2 separate regions of the Homo sapiens genome follow, and region 1 is linked to region 2. A link is a contact called in ENCODE Hi-C or POLR2A ChIA-PET data. All regions are on one chromosome and are shown on one strand. Each heading gives the region's core, a stretch centred on a gene start or an enhancer-like site at or near the end of the contact. The rest is flanking DNA. Distances are from core to core; before and after follow the strand shown. Region 1 has its middle 26 kb from the start of LINC01525. Region 2 has its middle 22 kb from the start of VTCN1.

What was found. Hi-C counts contacts between places; a loop is a spot of excess contacts on that map. ChIA-PET counts read pairs that join two places held with the same protein, here RNA polymerase II (POLR2A).
Region 1: a loop to region 2 is called in a map of Calu3, with 2.7 times the contacts of the local background. The contact joins two enhancer-like sites. A Hi-C loop is called at or near these places in 4 of 168 maps with a recorded cell type or tissue (Calu3, GM12878, HCT116 and 1 more). POLR2A ChIA-PET finds 5 or more read pairs at or near these places in 2 of 52 experiments (H1 and PC-9).

The regions. Positions count from the first base shown.
Region 1 is chr1:117,266,624-117,271,780 of GRCh38, reverse strand. No RefSeq gene overlaps it. Among named protein-coding and RNA genes, the nearest start is that of LINC01525, 26 kb to the left of the region's middle. RefSeq lists an enhancer at 2,360-2,878 and a silencer at 2,840-3,134. Within about 2 kb of position 2,645, at least 3 of the 41 ENCODE cell types and tissues checked have a DNase peak (open chromatin) inside an H3K27ac peak, as active enhancers do; they include PC-9, where a contact is called at or near this core.
Region 2 is chr1:117,230,600-117,236,035 of GRCh38, reverse strand. No RefSeq gene overlaps it. Among named protein-coding and RNA genes, the nearest start is that of VTCN1, 22 kb to the right of the region's middle. Within about 2 kb of position 3,920, at least 4 of the 41 ENCODE cell types and tissues checked have a DNase peak (open chromatin) inside an H3K27ac peak, as active enhancers do; they include PC-9, where a contact is called at or near this core.

The sequences.
Region 1 (5,157 bases), core at 1,396-3,895, 37 kb before region 2:
GTACACACTGAAGACTGACTCTTCCCGTTTTGCAAACTGATGTTGCCAGTAAACTTGCCTTTCTACTATTTAGCCATCCTTGTGGTCTTTTGAGTGGCATAGGAAATTGTTTATTTCTTTCAACATTCCTTCACCAGAATTTAAGCACATCTTGAGTACAGGTATACCTCACCTTAAGAAAACACTGGTTATGTGAGTTTTATTGAAAGAGTTAAATTGGAGGGAAATTTTAATAATAGTGTGAAAGGAAAATATCTTGGGCCCCTTCAAGCTGGGAACTGCTCAGGGCAAATCTGCCTCCCAGTCTATTCAAAGTCATCCCTCTGCTCACAGAGATAGGTGTATATTCTGATTGCCTCTTTCGGAAAGACTTACCAGAAACTCAAAAGAATGCAACCATCTGTCTCTCACCTACCTGTGATCTGGAAGCCCCCAGTGGGGGGGCCTTGCTTTGAGTTGTCCCTACCTTTCTGGATGGAACGAACGTACTTCTTACATATATTGACTGATACCTCATGTCTCCCTAAAATGTATAAAACCAAGCTGTGCCCCGGTCACCTTGGGCACATATCATCAGGACTTCCTGAGGCTGTGTCCCAGTGCATCCTCAACCTTGGCAAAATAAACTTTCTAAATTAACCGAGATCTGTCTCAGATTTTCTGGTTTCACAATAGTTACCATTGATTTAGCACTATTATGTGCCAAATCCTGCTAAATGCTATATAACTATTAGCTCATTTAATTTTCATAACAATCTTTGCAGAGATCCTGTTATTAGCTTCATTTTATAGCTATGAGAAACTAAGATTAGAAAGGCTAAATAATTTGCCCAAGTTCAAATCTAGGAAGTGGTGGAGTGAGATTTGAAACTCAATTCTGTCTGACACCAAAAACTTGGCTAATTAACAACTAGACAAAATGCCCCTTGCAACTATATTACAGCATGCTTTCCTTGCTGTGAATAATTAGTTCTTTTGTAGCACTGAGAAGAGAATTGTATAATGCCAAAAAAAAGAAAAGAGTGTGTGTGTTATGTAGTATATTTTCTGGGGGAAAAATGGACACTTGTAGCTGCATAAATATTAAACCCTTCCTCTTAGTCTATTTTCTTCAACATCCATGAAAATAACTGGACATAGACTAAAAAGCATTTCTCAATATTCAATACATCAGGAATCTACAAATTATTCAGGACAGTAGGATCTACGGAAAGATATATCTTGAAAATAGGCCTTATCTGTTGCCCAAGAGATACAGGGCCATTGGTAATTTCAATGCCCTCTTTGGTTTATATGGACAGTGTTAAGCAAAATAACTTTTAGTGTATCTTTTTTAAACCTCTTTCAAAGAGAGATACTCTATCAAGGCCGTTTTCAATGTTTCAGTACCTCTTGCCAGAGCCCTGCACATGTTCCTGCATCCTAACATGCTCACTGTGGGTTATGTCCTGAGAAGACCTGCTTGGTTTAGCAGCTGTGGTACCCATGAAAGAAATACATCTCTGATCCTGTGGTAAGTGAAATCAAATTTCCCTGCATTTCCGTAAGACCCCCTATACCAAAACATTGTTGGGGCTCACAAACTGATACCTCAAAATATGCTCATTGACATACTTAACTGAAGAAGCCTCAAGGTCTCTCTGATCTTCCCCATCTGGCCCCCCCAGTCTGTCCCAAAGACAGGATGATGTTGAAGTTCATTTATCTGGCCAGACATGGTCTCTCACGCCTGTAATTCCAGCAGTTTGGGAGGTCGAGGTGGGCGGATCACTTGAGGCCAGGAGCTCAGGACCAGCCTGGCCAACATGGTGAAACCCCATCTCTACTAAAAAGAAAAAAAAAGAAGTTTCTTCATCTGTCTGAGATCCTGAACAGATCCTTTCACAAGATAACATACAAGTTCATCTCTGTTCCTTGAACCGTTCATTCTCTCCAGCAATTCCCATAACAGAATTTCTCTTCTCCATCACCCCATAACCTATTTTGCCAGGATGGTACATAAGTTTCTGAATCCCGTTGGGGTGGGGTAATCACTCTGCAATTCATTCTGTGTGCATGTTAATAAATTTGTATGCCTTTTCTTCAATCAATCTGCCTTTTGTGAGTTGATTTTTCAATGAAATTTTTTTTTTTTTTTTTTTTTGAGGCAGAGTCTCTGTCACCCAGGCTGGAGTGTAGTGGCATAATCTCGGCTCACTGCAACTTCTGCCTCCCGGGTTCAAGAGATTCTCCTGCCTCAGCCTCAAGAGTAGCTGGACTACAGGTGCCTGCCACCATGCCCGGCTAATTTTTGTATTTTTAGAAGAGATAGGGTTTCACTATGTTGGCCAGGCTGGTCTCAAACTCCTCACATGAATATTCACACTGAATATTCATGGTGATCTGCCCTCCTCAGCCTCCTACAGTGCTGGGATTACAGGGGTGAGCCACCGCCCCCGGCCCTCAGTGAAATTTTAGAGTGGGGAGGGGAAGCTTTCCTTAGGCCCCTATAGCACAATGGTCAGTTTAGTATACCTTGTTTTCGATTCCTTTTGTCTTTGCTAAGAATTTAAGTAACACCTGAAGCACCAGTCAGGCAGCATTCCAAAGAAGGTTCAGCCGCATTTAAACCGTCGTGTCCCCCTGTGAGGCACTCCAGGCCAGATCCCAATCTCAGCCACATTCTTCACTTACACTTGACTGGCTGAGAAAGAACAGAACAAAACTGCCTTGGGTCAGAGGCCACTTTTTTATATCAGATGATCTAAACTGTTCCTGGAAGGATGTTTATCTGCTGGAACAAACACCCTGGGGCCTCCTGGCTGAAGCTGGGCTTTCCTCTGTCCATGCATCCTCCAAGGCTATCCAGAGTGCTTTGAGCAGCCCGCCTTGTCCATTCTTTCCATTTGTCTCTGTCTCCCCAGAGAGAAACGCCACAGGGAAGTACATGACAAGCTGCTATGTTACCTTAACATTGAATTCCCAGCAGGGATCACAAAGCCATGGAAGATACTGGTTCAGAAATTAGCTGAGAGGGACAGAGGGCTTTTAGCAGACGAGTGCTGGCTTTGCCTTAGAGAGCTTTCTGGGTGGTGCTCTGACTAAGGGCATTCAGGTCTTTATGATTCAGGGTTATTATAATGGCGGTGCTAACTTTTCTTGCGTACTGATGTAACTGGCAGCACATTAAGTGCTTCACCTATATTACTGCAGTCTTCCCAAGAATGCTATGAGATTGGACCATTAGTGCTAGGAGGTAGAAGGGCTGGGAGGTTCCCTTACCCATGGCCATACCAAGGGTCTGAGCCAGGATTCACACTGGTCTGCCTGGCTTTAGCATTCATCCCTCACTGTTACTATGCTGCAGAGGATGAATTGGCAGCCCATGGGCTGGATTTTGTTTAGCCTGCCAGTGTTTTAAAAGACATTTAAAAATCTGAGCCAATATTTAAAATGCAAGTGATTTCACATATAAACAAACAAAATTCTAACATCTCTTAAAAATAGCTATGACTGGCAACACTGGGTCCTCAATCCCAAAGGCTCCTGGCTATTGGAGGTAAGTATTGGCTTCCCTGCTACATGGGGCATGTGCTCCCAGTTTCCCATAGAACCTAGTATGGCAGGCTGGCTCCATTCATGTACCTGCTCCAGAAGAGCCAGACTTGCATTATAGCCTTCTATAGCATGATTTTTGGGTGCTGTGTGTACCCCTGACCTGGCATAGCCCTAGAAACAGAATTCTGTGCCAATACCATAGCTTGGGTTGGTTAGGAACAGAGAACTCAAGTGTAAGCTGCTGAGGGTTTGTGGCAGGTAATTTATGGTTAATTCCAAAGTCAGTTCATCTCCAAGGGAGAGGGCAGGATAAAGAGGTGGCATGGGAAGTGCTGGAAGTGACCATAGACCTGGGATTGACTCCAGGTTCTGCCACAGGCTGGTTACATGAGCCACATTGAGTCACTTTCTTTCCCTGTACCTATAAGAAGGAGAGATTGGAGTTGATGTTGTCAGGTGGGTGTCAGCTCTGAAATTCTAATATGCCACTGCTTGTTAGTCAAATTTTCACAAGAGAAACTGACTTTGGAGGTGTATCTTCTGGCAGTGGACAATGGGTGCAAACGAATAGGTAATTAGCAAACAACTCCGGCTCAGGTTCAGAGCAGCTGGAAGGTTATGGACCCGGCCCAGTGAAGAGAGGTGTGGCCCAAAGCACTGCAGCCATTTTGAATGCCAGAGCTTTCTGTCACATTAGTTCAGGGGTCAGTTCAGGGCTTGGCTCTTTATTTAGAAACCATAATAGGAACTACTTAAACCATTCTTTTCCAGAGCAAATGCCTCACCCCAAAAAATATCACTGGGAACTATATTAGAGAGAATTGCACAATCTTTCAGTGCATTCAGAGGAACTCACAGGAACTGTATTGTTTTCTACTTTCTTCCTTGCTTTTGAAACACAAACCTTATCACAACAAAGTGAACCTGTTTCTCCAATTAAAGCAGTCATGAAAATAAATAGTTATCCACAAAACTGCACTGTAAGAAATAAAAATAAGTCAGTAGATCAGGCAAAGTGCCAAGAAAACTCCTTCGTAATACATTTTACTTATCTCCTCTTTTGTGCCTCTGCAGGTCTCTTAATTCCCTCTGGCCTGTCACCATCTCTGAGTGTATGTTTCATTGGCTTCTTTGAATAAGCCTTATTGTCTCTTTAGCAAAGGTGGTGTGTGCAACCTTATGTTCTGTTGCTTGTCTGAAAATGAGACCTCAGGCATGACTTCCTGGTATCTCCCAGGAATGAGCAGGTTTTAGGATGTGGACCCAATAGAAACTCTTCTGAGAGCCAGATACCAATTGAGGTTCTTAGAGACCTCTATGAGAAGGCCAACTTGACTGAACTGAGCCTACTGGCTTGACTTTGTAGAAACTTCCTTCTATAGCGGAGGCTAGCTGACTTTCCAGCTTGTTCTGGGGCAGTGCCTCCTAGATCAAGGCTTCTCCAACTTTAATGTTAGAATGTAGATTCTCATTCAGAAAGCCTGGGGCATGGTCCAGGAGAGGGTCTGCATTTCTCCCAGGGCCCCTGGTGATGCTGATGCTCCTAGTCCAAGGACTGCATTTTGAGTTGCAAGGTCCTACACTAGTAATTCTCAAGTGTCTGCTACCAGGACCAACAGC
Region 2 (5,436 bases), core at 2,671-5,170:
GAGAACATCCACACACTCCCACAACAAAGTCAACCAGCCCACGTGCAACCTTATCCACAGGGCTCCTTCCCACTCATCACCATTCAGCTTGTCCCAGCTGCTGTCTAAGGCTAACCCTCCCAACTGTGCAATGGATATTACCCTTCCTACTGGTTGACTCTTCTGTCTCCTGCATGATCAGTTTTGCCTCTCAATGGGATAATTCCCATCAGTATACAGAGAAGTTCTGGAGGAATCCCTGAGGTGGAAAAGCAAAGAGGTCCTCTGGTGTGTGTCTGAGGTAGGATGCTAGCAACTTGCACAGACCTGTCCGCAGGGCTGCCTTGAGGTGGGTTGCAGGCACCCACAACACCTGCTAAAGGAGTTTACACAGTTTTCCCAGTACATAATTTTACACCTGAAAATAAGTAGGTGCTCGATAAATTGTCACTGAAGAATGGATATCTCCCATCTTCAATTGTCCCTTCCTTGATTCCACATCCCTTCCAGCTACCATCCCATTTATCTGCACCCTTTTTTGGCAAAATCCACAAGATCATTGTTTATATACTCACTGTCTTCTCCTGTCCTCTTAGTCTCTCTTGCTGTCACTTGTTTGGACTTTTGTCTTTACTCCTCTACTGAAACTTCTCCTTTGAGATCACCAGTGACCTCCATTTTGCCAAATCCAGTTCTTAGACCTTTTCTGATTTGACCTTTCAAGCACCATTTGACAAGTGAGTCGCCTCTTCTTCCCTTTTCCTCACTGGCCCCTTCTTCTCAGTTGAATTTGCTGCTTCCTATTCAGCTCTCCAATCTCTTCATGTTGTAGTCTCCCAGCTTCTGCCCCCAGACAGCTCTTTTCTATCACCCTCTCCATCTTAATGTCCTGTCTCAGTGCTGGTGACTCTCAAGTGTACATCCAGGCCCTGGATGCAAGACTCATGTATTCAACATCTCCTCTTGGGTTTTGAATAGACATTTCTCTCTTCTAAATTTCAGGCACATAGAATCATAATCTGTGGTTGATGACACTCTTGTTTTTGTCAGTGCTTGGCCCTCTTTCTAAATTTTATTTATTTATTGTTTTAAATAATCCAATAAATTCCTGTGAACACACATCCCAATACAGAAAATAGAACATTGACCCAAGGCCCACAAGGCCCTACATGATCTAACTCTATGCGTCCTCATCTGCTAGCATTCTCCTTGCTGTTCCTTTGGCATAGTCTTTGAAGTTGCTATTTCAACTGTCTAGAATACTCTTTTCTGAGATATCTTCATGTCTTTCTCCCTCATTTTATTTGCGTTGTTACTTATCAGTGAAGCCTCCTCAGCATCTTCATTAAAAATAATATTCTTGCTTGGCTCCTGATATAGTTTGGCTGTGTCCACACCCAAATGTCATCTTGAATTGTAATTCCCATAATTCCCATACTTCCCATGTGTCGTGGGAGGGACCTGGTGGGAGGTAATCGAATGATGGGGGTGGTTACCCTCATGCTGTTCTCATGATAGTGAGTGAATTCTTATAAGATCTGATGTTTTGTTTTGTTTTATTTGAGATGGAGTTTCACTCTTCTTGCCCAGGCTGGAGTGCAATGGCACGATCTTGGCTCACTGCAACCTCTGCCTCCCAGGTTCAAGTGATTCTCCTGCCTCAGCCTCCTGAGTAGCTGGGATTACAGGCATCTGCCACCACACCCAGCTAATATTTTGTATTTTTAGTAGAGACAGGGTTTCACCATGTTGGCCAGGCTGTTCTCGAACTCCTGACCTCAGGTGATCCACCTGCCTCAGCTTCCCAAAGTGCTGGGATTATAGGCATGAGCCACTGTGCTTGGCCGAGATCTGATGGTTTTATAAGGGGCTTTTCCCCCTTTTGCTCAGCACTTCTCCTTGCTGCCACCATGTGAAGAAGGACATGTTTGTATTCCCTTCTGCCATGATTGTAAGTTTCCTGAGGCCTCCGAAGCCATGCTGAACTGTGAGTCAATTAAACCTCTTTCCTTTATAAATTACCCACTCTTGGATATGTCTTTATTAGCAGCATGAGAACGGACTCATAGAGCTCCTAGGTCACTTTCCAATTTGCTTATTCTGATCATCACCTCCTTTAACTTATTATGTGTGTATTTGTTTATTGTCTGTCTTCTCCCAGTAGATTGTATGCTCTGTGAGGGCAGGGACCTGTTCTTGTTCACTACTCTAAGCCACAAGCTAGAATAGTACCTGGTACTTGGTAGCCACTTGTTGCAGGTTGGTTCTCTGGGAAGCAGACTCTGCAATAATTTGATGTGCATGACTTCTATTAGGGAGTGCTCTTAGGATCAACAGCTATAAAAGGGAAAAGAAGGAAACAGGATGGGGCAGAGGAAGAAGTTGAGCTGTGATGCAGTCTTGACGATAGCCCCAGCCAATCTCATAGGAGGCTCTGAAGTTGTTCCAAATTAGTGTATGGGCCTGAACCTTTATAAACCCACATAGACCAGTTATTCATGCAGGTTGTCCTAGAAAGGGGGCATGACTTTGGAGAAGGGGCTCTTTTTAGGTAGACAATTGTATTGTGTGATAAGGGCTGAGGGCTTGCTGTCAGCAGCACCCCCAGGAGCTGGATAGCACATCACAGTGTCCGTAAGAGCACCCAATAAGGTGTATGGTTGAACACATGAACTCAGTGAGATCTAAAAACAGAGTGGATGCAGTGAGGTTCATGACATGCAAGACAGAAAGACAAGGAGAACCAGGTCAGTGAATCCTCATGCCCAAAGTCCTCCATTTTCTTGTTTATCCATTTTCCTATTATAGACAAAGCCCTGTCTGGGTACTATAAGGGATCTAACATCACAGACAATGTCCCTGACCTCAAGGAAGAGAATGAAACCTAGGCACAAACATCCATGGTACAAAGCATTGTGATATAATTTACATGTATAGCACAAATGGGTGCTTATAGAGGGGAAAGAGAAGGGAGAGCCCTTCCCGCAGAGGGAAGGAGGAGGAAGGCCCAGGGAAGGCAACATGGAGGAGGCTTTTGAAGCCCTGAAAGAGAACTAAGATTTCGTTGCACAAGGGAGGACAGAGGGCAGCCAGCAGGAAAAGAGGTAGTAGAACAAGGGTTCAGTTGTAGAAAATCCCAAGCTTGGGGTCAACAGTCCTCTCTCCTCCTATGCTCTGATACTTAAAGGTTGGAGGCTTGACCACATATGAATCCCTCAAATGCCATACAACCCGTGTGTTCAGGTCAAATCCTGAAAGAGGAAAGAAAGTGCTGCCTCTTTGCCTGCCAACACAATCAGCCTCAGGGGCTAAATTTGTAGTTCTGTGTGACTTGTTCTATTTTTAAAACTGTAATGAGCCAGTAAATCTAATCATCCAAACTGTAAAGCAGTCCATTGTATTTGGGAAATGGAGTGTAATCTGCATGGAAAAGACCATACCTTTCTGAAGAGAAACCAATGGGATGTTAGCTGGGTCCCTGGTTTTAAAAGTTTAGACTCAAGTACGTGGTATAAAACTCATCACTAGGGTAATGTTACAGATGAAGAAACTGAGGCACAGAAAGGTGAAGGGACTTCCTCAAAGTCACACAACAGATCAGTGTTTGAGGTGAAATCCAACCATAAACACACAGTCCCTGCGTTCCTTGAACAGCCCTCTAAAGCTTTTGGTCAGAGCTCCTTGTATGATGTCTGCTTTCCTGCTTCTTGAATTAACCGCAACAAGAGCCACTGGCCAGCCAATCCAGCTGCAGGTCAAGTGGCCCCTCTCATCTAATCGTAACCACTGCAAAGAGGCCTGACAGCAATGGAGTCAGCTTGGAGTGTGTTTTCTTGTAGCTCGTGGATGGCAAGCCCAGAAATAAACTATGGGCTTTATTGTTGGAGTAAGAGAATGATTTACAAGGCCCTGGCAGGTCATCGGCCTTGGCTCTGATGGAAAGAAGGAAATAGTCTGGGGCTGCAATTTCAGGGAGTAACAAATAGTCACTTGAAACCATGGTTTCAGCTTGAGATTCCAACTTGGCTTTGTGTTTTCCTGCCAGTTAACTAATTTCTGTTTGCCTAACATAATCAAACTGAGTAGCAACTTCCTCATGTGCTTCTAAAACAGTCTCTTCCCCCACTCCCCATACTAGAAAGGCACCCAGCATTTTTTAAGGAACTAGACTCCTTTGACTATTGAACAGTGATCTCAGACTTTAGCTTGGAATGTGTAGAGTATCTTGTGATCAGACCAGGGACCAAGGTGAACACTGGGTGCCAATAGCAGTTACTGCAGGGTTTGACTTTCTAGAATCAAAACCCAGATGGGAAATGACACTGTCAGAAATTAGGCCTGAAAGATACAATGAGCCCACATACAAAATTATTCAAAATGTGTTATCAGACCTCAAGAAATATAGAAGCAGGTAAATGTTTATTATTTATTCCAAACGTGATGGCTTTTAACTAGTGAAGAGGCACGCCCAGTTTTCTTAGTAGCAAGCCACATGACCACAGATACCTGGGTGTGGACCACATGAATCCTTTATTCATAATTATGGGAATTCAAATGGTCCATGCTTGCCCTACAAGTTCTGGCAGGGACCAAGTACATACAGATGTTCAGTTGATACCAATTATTCTATTTGTCAGGATCCCCCACAATGCCCAGTTTCAAGATGAAACTTGGGTAGGATGAAAGGTTATAGAATTACACTCAGGCTCAAATATCATCATTAATGTATAAAAGCCAGCTAGTGTTAGACCAGGCAGAAGCAGTGTGTTAGGCCATTCTTGCATTGCTAGAAAGAAATACCTGAGACTGGGTAATTAATAAGAAAAGAGGTTTAATTGGCTCATGGTTCTGCAGACTGTACAGGAAGCATAGCTCTGGCATCTGCTTGGCTTCTAGGAAGGCCTCAGGGAGCTTTTACTCATGGTAGACGGCAAAGAGGGGGCAGACACATCACATGGAAAAGCAGGAGCAAGCAAGAGAGAATGAGGGGAGGTGCCACAGACTTTTAAGTGACCAGATCTCCCTGGAACTCACTATCACAAGGACAGCACCAAGCCATGGGGGATTCTCCCCCATGATCAAACGCCTCCACCAGACCCCACCTCCAGCACTGGGGATTACAATTCAGCATGAGATTTGAGTGGGGACAAATACCCAAACCATAGCAAGCAGTTACACAGCTGTTGTGCTTGTGTGATGGAGCTTATTAGATACTAGTGGCCCGCCAGCTTAAGGGTTAGGCAACTCGTAAAAACGTTTTTGCTTTTCTAAAAATCTTAGACCAGCCACTCCTTATGGGTCACAGTTTGGAGACTACAGTTCAACCTGTCACTTGTTAGTGCCTCAAGTTTCCATTCTCTCCATCATTCACTTCTCTATGCCAGACTTTTGTCCAATTGTCTTGTTCAAAGATGGATTAACCATGCCATTAACTTGACCCTTTCACATCTACTAGGT